2 separate regions of the Homo sapiens genome follow, and region 2 is linked to region 1. A link is a contact called in ENCODE Hi-C or POLR2A ChIA-PET data. All regions are on one chromosome and are shown on one strand. The core of a region is the stretch at or near the end of the contact, and the rest is flanking DNA. Distances in the headings are between cores, read along the strand shown. Region 1 overlaps ATXN1 (ataxin 1). Region 2 overlaps ATXN1 (ataxin 1).

The links. Hi-C counts contacts between places; a loop is a spot of excess contacts on that map. ChIA-PET counts read pairs that join two places held with the same protein, here RNA polymerase II (POLR2A). Pooled maps may share reads with other maps.
Region 2: a map of CD8-positive, alpha-beta T cell shows a loop between it and region 1 (2.9-fold over the local background). The contact joins two enhancer-like sites. A Hi-C loop is called at or near these places in 8 of 168 maps with a recorded cell type or tissue (CD4-positive, alpha-beta T cell, CD4-positive, alpha-beta memory T cell, CD8-positive, alpha-beta T cell and 4 more), 10 of 37 single-sample maps with no recorded cell type and 17 of 50 pooled maps. POLR2A ChIA-PET finds 5 or more read pairs at or near these places in 21 of 52 experiments (CD4-positive, alpha-beta T cell, CD4-positive, alpha-beta memory T cell, CD8-positive, alpha-beta memory T cell and 13 more).

What each region holds. Positions count from the first base shown.
Region 1 is chr6:16,653,371-16,656,070 of GRCh38, reverse strand. The region is part of intron 3 of ATXN1 (ataxin 1); the gene reads left to right. Among named protein-coding and RNA genes, the nearest start is that of ATXN1-AS1, 110 kb to the left of the region's middle. RefSeq lists an enhancer at 985-1,074. Within about 2 kb of position 1,255, at least 2 of the 41 ENCODE cell types and tissues checked have a DNase peak (open chromatin) inside an H3K27ac peak, as active enhancers do; they include CD4-positive, alpha-beta T cell and CD8-positive, alpha-beta T cell, where a contact is called at or near this core.
Region 2 is chr6:16,698,259-16,700,958 of GRCh38, reverse strand. The region is part of intron 2 of ATXN1 (ataxin 1); the gene reads left to right. Among named protein-coding and RNA genes, the nearest start is that of ATXN1-AS1, 62 kb to the left of the region's middle. Within about 2 kb of position 1,383, at least 15 of the 41 ENCODE cell types and tissues checked have a DNase peak (open chromatin) inside an H3K27ac peak, as active enhancers do; they include CD4-positive, alpha-beta T cell and CD8-positive, alpha-beta T cell, where a contact is called at or near this core.

The DNA.
Region 1 (2,700 bases), core at 6-2,505:
GTCACCAGGCTGGAGTGCAGTGGCACAGTCTCAGTTCACTGCAACCTCCACCTCCCAGGTTCAAGCGATTCTCCTGCCTCAACCTCCCGAGTAGCTGGGACTACAGATGCGTGCCACCATGCCCAGCTAATTTTTGTATTTTTAGTAGAGCTGGGGTTTCACCATGTTAGCCAGGATGGTCTCGATCTCCTCACCTCAGGTGATCCGCCTGCCTCAGCCTCCCAAAGTGCTGGGATTACAGATGTGAACCACTGCACCCGGCCCGCAGTAAATAATTTATTCCCTTGCAACATTAAAAAAAAATGTGGCACAGTGCTTTATGAATATTATATTCATTTTTATGTATTTAATTTTAATTTATTTATTTATTTATTTATTTGAGACGGGGTTTCTTTCTCTTTGTTGCCCAGGCTGGACTGCAGTGGTGCAATCGTAGCTTGTGCTGGGACCATATGAGACTGGGACTATCCTGGCTGTCATTCATAAAGTCTTCACTGAATTTTTAGGACTTCGCTGACTGGTCTCTCTTTATGAACTTCTGTCACATTTAGGGCCTGCATCATATAAAATGCACTGCTATGTGTTGTTCTGTTAGTGTTTGTCATCACGCCATCAGGGGTACACACAGCTTCAGGGCAGGAATCATCATCACAGACCAGTAGCCGAGACTACAGGCACGCGCCACCATGCCTGGCTAATTTTTCCATTTTTTTGTAGATACGAGGTCTCGCTATGTTGTCCAGACTGGTCTGGAACTCCTGGGCTCCAGCAATCATCCTGCCTTGGCCTCTCAAAGTGCTGGGATTACAGGCATGCACCACTGTGCCTGGCCTGAATATTATATCCAAATAAGTGAGATAGGCTTCTTTTGAAATACTGTCCTTTGTTTTTCTTTAGGGGATCTGACTTTTTCCTTCTCTGTGCTTGCCGTCATTGTGTTACTGGTTACCGGCCAGCCTGTTAACCCTGTGGATCCCCACACTTTGTTTTACGTTGAATAGCATTTATTATTGTTCTTTCTTACTAAACATCCCCTTTCTGAAGCAGAGCTTCAGAAATGATGCTCAGATGTCACTCTTGTTAGCAGCTGGCTTTCTGCCTTCAAGTGATGCATTATTGGGGTTTCATAACAGCATTTTTTTTTCTCTTACAAATATTAAATTATGAAGTGCAGGAAACCACATGAATGTGGTAGAAAGCAAATGCAAACACAGTGTTATCTGGAAGTGCTAGTTTTGTGATTCTCCTGGTGACAGTATCCTTCCTGTAATCAACATAGGAACCCTCTTTACCTGTTTGCTGGTGGTTTTCTATCCTGTATCTTCCTCTCCATTTATGCTGTATGCCATGGCCACTTTGTCATGCTGAATCGGGAGGTTTGATTAAGACAGTTGCTTGGGGACTATCTCTATCAAAGTTCTGCCTCACCACAAATCCTGGCTGTCACTTACAAAGTCTTCCCTGAATCCTCAGGACTTCACTGACTGGTCTCTCTCTCTCTCTCTTTTTTTTTTTTTTTTTTTTTTTTTAAGGCAGAGTCTTGGGTCTGTTGCTAGGCTGGAGTGCAGTGGCAATCTTGGCTCACTGCAACCTTCGCCTCCCAGGTTCAAGCAATTCTCTTGCCTCAGCCTCCTGAGTAGCTGGGATTACAGGCATGCGCCACCGTGCCCAGCTAATTTTTCTATTTTTAGTAGAAATGGGGTTTCACCATGTTGGCCAGGATGGTCTTGATCTCTTGATCTCATGATCCATCTGCCTTGGCCTTCCAAAGTGCTGAGATTACAGGTGTAAGCCACTGCGCCCGGCCCTGAGCAGTCTCTCTTTATGAACTTCTATCACATTTAGGGCCTGCTTCTTACAGAATGTACTGCTGTGCATTACTCTGTGAGTGTTTGCCATCAGCACAATTGCACATGGGTTGCACATGGCTTCAAGGCAGGAATCAAATCACAGACCAGTGTTTCCCAAGGGTGGTCTAATCCCAGTACCTCCTGCTTCCGAATCTCTTGGATATGTTTATTAAAGTTGCAGATTCAGCAACACCAGGCTTATGAATCAGAAGTTCTGGGGATGTAGAACCCAGGAAACTCACCTTAGTTAACTTTTGCACACTGAGGTTTGAGAATAACTATCTGAAAATAATTGTGCATCCTCCTCTTTGCCTCCTCTCCCACAGCAAAGGGTCCAGGTCTGAGCCTATGGTAGGTGTCCAGGAAATATTTGCTTGTTGACCTAAGCAACATCAAGCCATGAGGGTTGCATTCCCTCTTCAGTTGCCAAGCTTTTTCAGGATGTGAGGTCAGCATATTCTCTGAACCTTTAGAAACCCACTTTCTTCCAAATACGTAAAGTGTTCCCCTAGGGCAGAGGCTCTTTTGGAAATCTTTTTTTGTCTCTTTATCTTTTGTAATCACTAACTCTGTTGGTGGTAATGACAGGAGCCCCTGACTAAGATTGGGATAGTGGGGACATCAGCTATGAGGAGCTGGGCTGGAGCAGCAGGCTAGGAGAAAGATCTGAGGATAGGAACCGGACTGTGCTAAACTAGAAGCTTTATCCTTGGCTCCCAAAGCCACACCTGCTACCCTTGGCAGTTTATTCTGAGTGGTATTTCTTTCAGCTGTTAGGCCTCGCAGGTTGTCAGTTTTGGTGGCAGAAGAGCGGTCCCGCTGCTGAAAAGGATCAAGTTTAGCTCTAGTG
Region 2 (2,700 bases), core at 134-2,633, 45 kb before region 1:
TTCATTCCAGAGTTTAAAGGTGCTAAAACCAAAGTTTAAAGGTGATAGTAATTGTCCCATGTTGGGTTTTTAGCTGGTTTCTTTTTCTTCTTAAGATCTGTTTTCCACTTAGAAATGAGGTGAAAACTCACAGAAGCAAAGCCTAGCAGCTAAAAGCAGCACGTCTGCTTACCACGTTACACCCTCCGGGCTGATCTGCAGCCCAGATCCCCTTTCCATCCTCTACCTAGCTCCTCAATTCCCATCGGTGAGCAGTTTTCACCTCCTCCTGCCCACGTTTGGAGGTCTGTGGGTGGCGGTTAGGAAGCCAAAGGAGGCTGAAGCTGGGGTATATTGTTTGGGTCGGCCATGGCAACCGCGGCAGGAAAAGGAACAGGACTAGTTTTGTGCTGCTCTGTAAATGGCCAGGATTCAGCAGCTATCTCAGGACTTCTGCTTGGCCCCAGACAATCTGATCTCCTGGTAAGGTTATTAAACTTGGCTCTCCTCTTCCACCCTCCTTTGATCATGTTGTCAGGCAGCGAGTAGGAATGGCCGTAAGGGGTCGGCTGGTGGGGGTTGCAGAGCACAGCAAGATATGCACCAGCAGAAACATAAGAACAGGGGCAGAGGCAAATCAGGGACTGTGTTCTTATCTTTTCTGCACCCCAGATGCAGAGAAGTACATCCCCAAGTCCTTGCCAATACTATTCTTCAAGAGTTGAGCACCTTGCTCCAAAGAGCCTGTCCAGATCGCCAGTTTGACCAGCATGGAGGAGAACAAGGAAGGGCCGGTCCTGGAAGACCCCAGGATTTTTTTAATTGGGAAAGCATTATTTGAGTTTTCTCTGCTGCAAAGCACAAACTGCCTACCACATGTGTTTCATAAAAATGTCACTGAAAAGGAGAGTGAGAATACAGAGTAAGCTTCCATGGCTTAATAATAGTTTATTTTGTGACTTGGAATAGCTTTTCTTTTCATTCAGCGGATCATTTTAGGTGTCATTCAGTTTATTTTAAGTAGTGTGTTTCATCCTGAGCGGATTAAGAATTTTATTTTTTAAAACTCTGTACTGTGTTGCTTCCTACTGGGAAATTTACATTAAAAAAATGTTCGTGAGCAAAATCTATTTGGTCAAAAAGAATGGCCCACGATTATCACTGAATTTGGGATGTTTTTCTTCTAAGGGACACAGTTGATTCTTACTCAGAATCATGCGAGTCTGACATTTCATTTGGGGAAGTCTGAGGAAGTTGGTGAGGTCTTACGTTAATAAAAACAAGTGCTTCTTTTTCTTCTTATCACCTTTCAGTGTCTGCTCTGCTGGCTCATGCAGTGTAGGTTGGCTTACCTCTCCCTGGAAGTCACATTGTCCTTCAGAACTCTTTTTACTATGACCCACAAACAGTTTTCAGACCTCACTCTGATGAGTCAAAGGTAAAGCTGTGAATAAACAGATGGTGAAACAACATTTGCAGTTCTCTGACTTCAGTCCTCCCTGAAACCCACTTGGAATCTAGCTCTGAATTCAGCCGGACATGTTTGTTCTTCCCTTTTCCCATCCTCACCTACTCCTAACCTTCAGTGTTCTCTTTACCTTTTATTTTTATTTTTGTCATTTTAGTAGTAAATGACAGGGACATAGTTACTCAATTTGTAAAACATTGAATGGTGAGGTCAAAGATTCTATGACGAGCTTGAGATTTCTAACAGGTTCAGATGGATGACAGCAACATTTTGCTGGCTTAATTTTGGAGCTGTTTTTGTAGGTTTTGAAATGCAGTTTAATAGTGAGTAATAGAGAAGTTTCTTTCTGCCGTGGAGCTACTGAACCCTTGAAAGTAACATGCTGGCACATACAGATGAACTGTAGCCCCACATTTATTCCTTGCTTAGTGGTAAGCTGTACACTGAACAATAGAAAACAAAAGGCTATTTTTCTTTGGAAGAGCAGATACTGATTTCTGGACAAAGTTTATGTTGTACAAGTTAAACATTTTTTATTCTTTTCTGGTTAGATTTTCTGCCTTTTAAAAAATTAGCTTAGTTGAAAAAGCAGGTATTATTAAATACAGTTTATTTTATTGAATTGGACGGACAATCGTAGAATTTTAAAGCTTAAATGGCTTTAATTGAACCTAATGTTCTAATTTTACAGAGGAAACATTTGAGGCTTAGTGCGGTTAAATGACCACTCCTACAACACACAGCCTGTTTGTTTGATGGCTGAGGCTGAAAACCAGACTCCAGACTCCTAATTTAATGCTTTTCCTTCATTGGTCATGTCTTTTTAGCTTCAGTGAAGATCTTTTTTTTTTTTTTTTTTTTAATTTTTGAGGTTATTTAAAAAATACTTTGCCTTGAAAATTTAACATTTCCACTTAATCATTCTCATACTTCAAGAACAGTTTCTCTGTTAACTTTCTGTTTAACTTCTTAAACCATACACTGTGGAAATTATCTGTCTATATGCTGAACAGTCTTTAATGACTGCATGTGTGCCGTAGCTGTTGAGATGTTTTAATCCACTTTAGCAAAAGGTTTATTTGTTTAAGAAAAGTGCAGTGTTGTATTAAGTCTAAGCTTAGAACAATGAAGCATCATCTCCCAGCTACTGGGAGTGAGAATGGGAGGGGCAGGGAGTGGTTGGTACTATGAGCTGCTCTAAAGAAAATTCATTTCAGCTTCCTCACATGTTAATACAATCATATTTCAGTGAA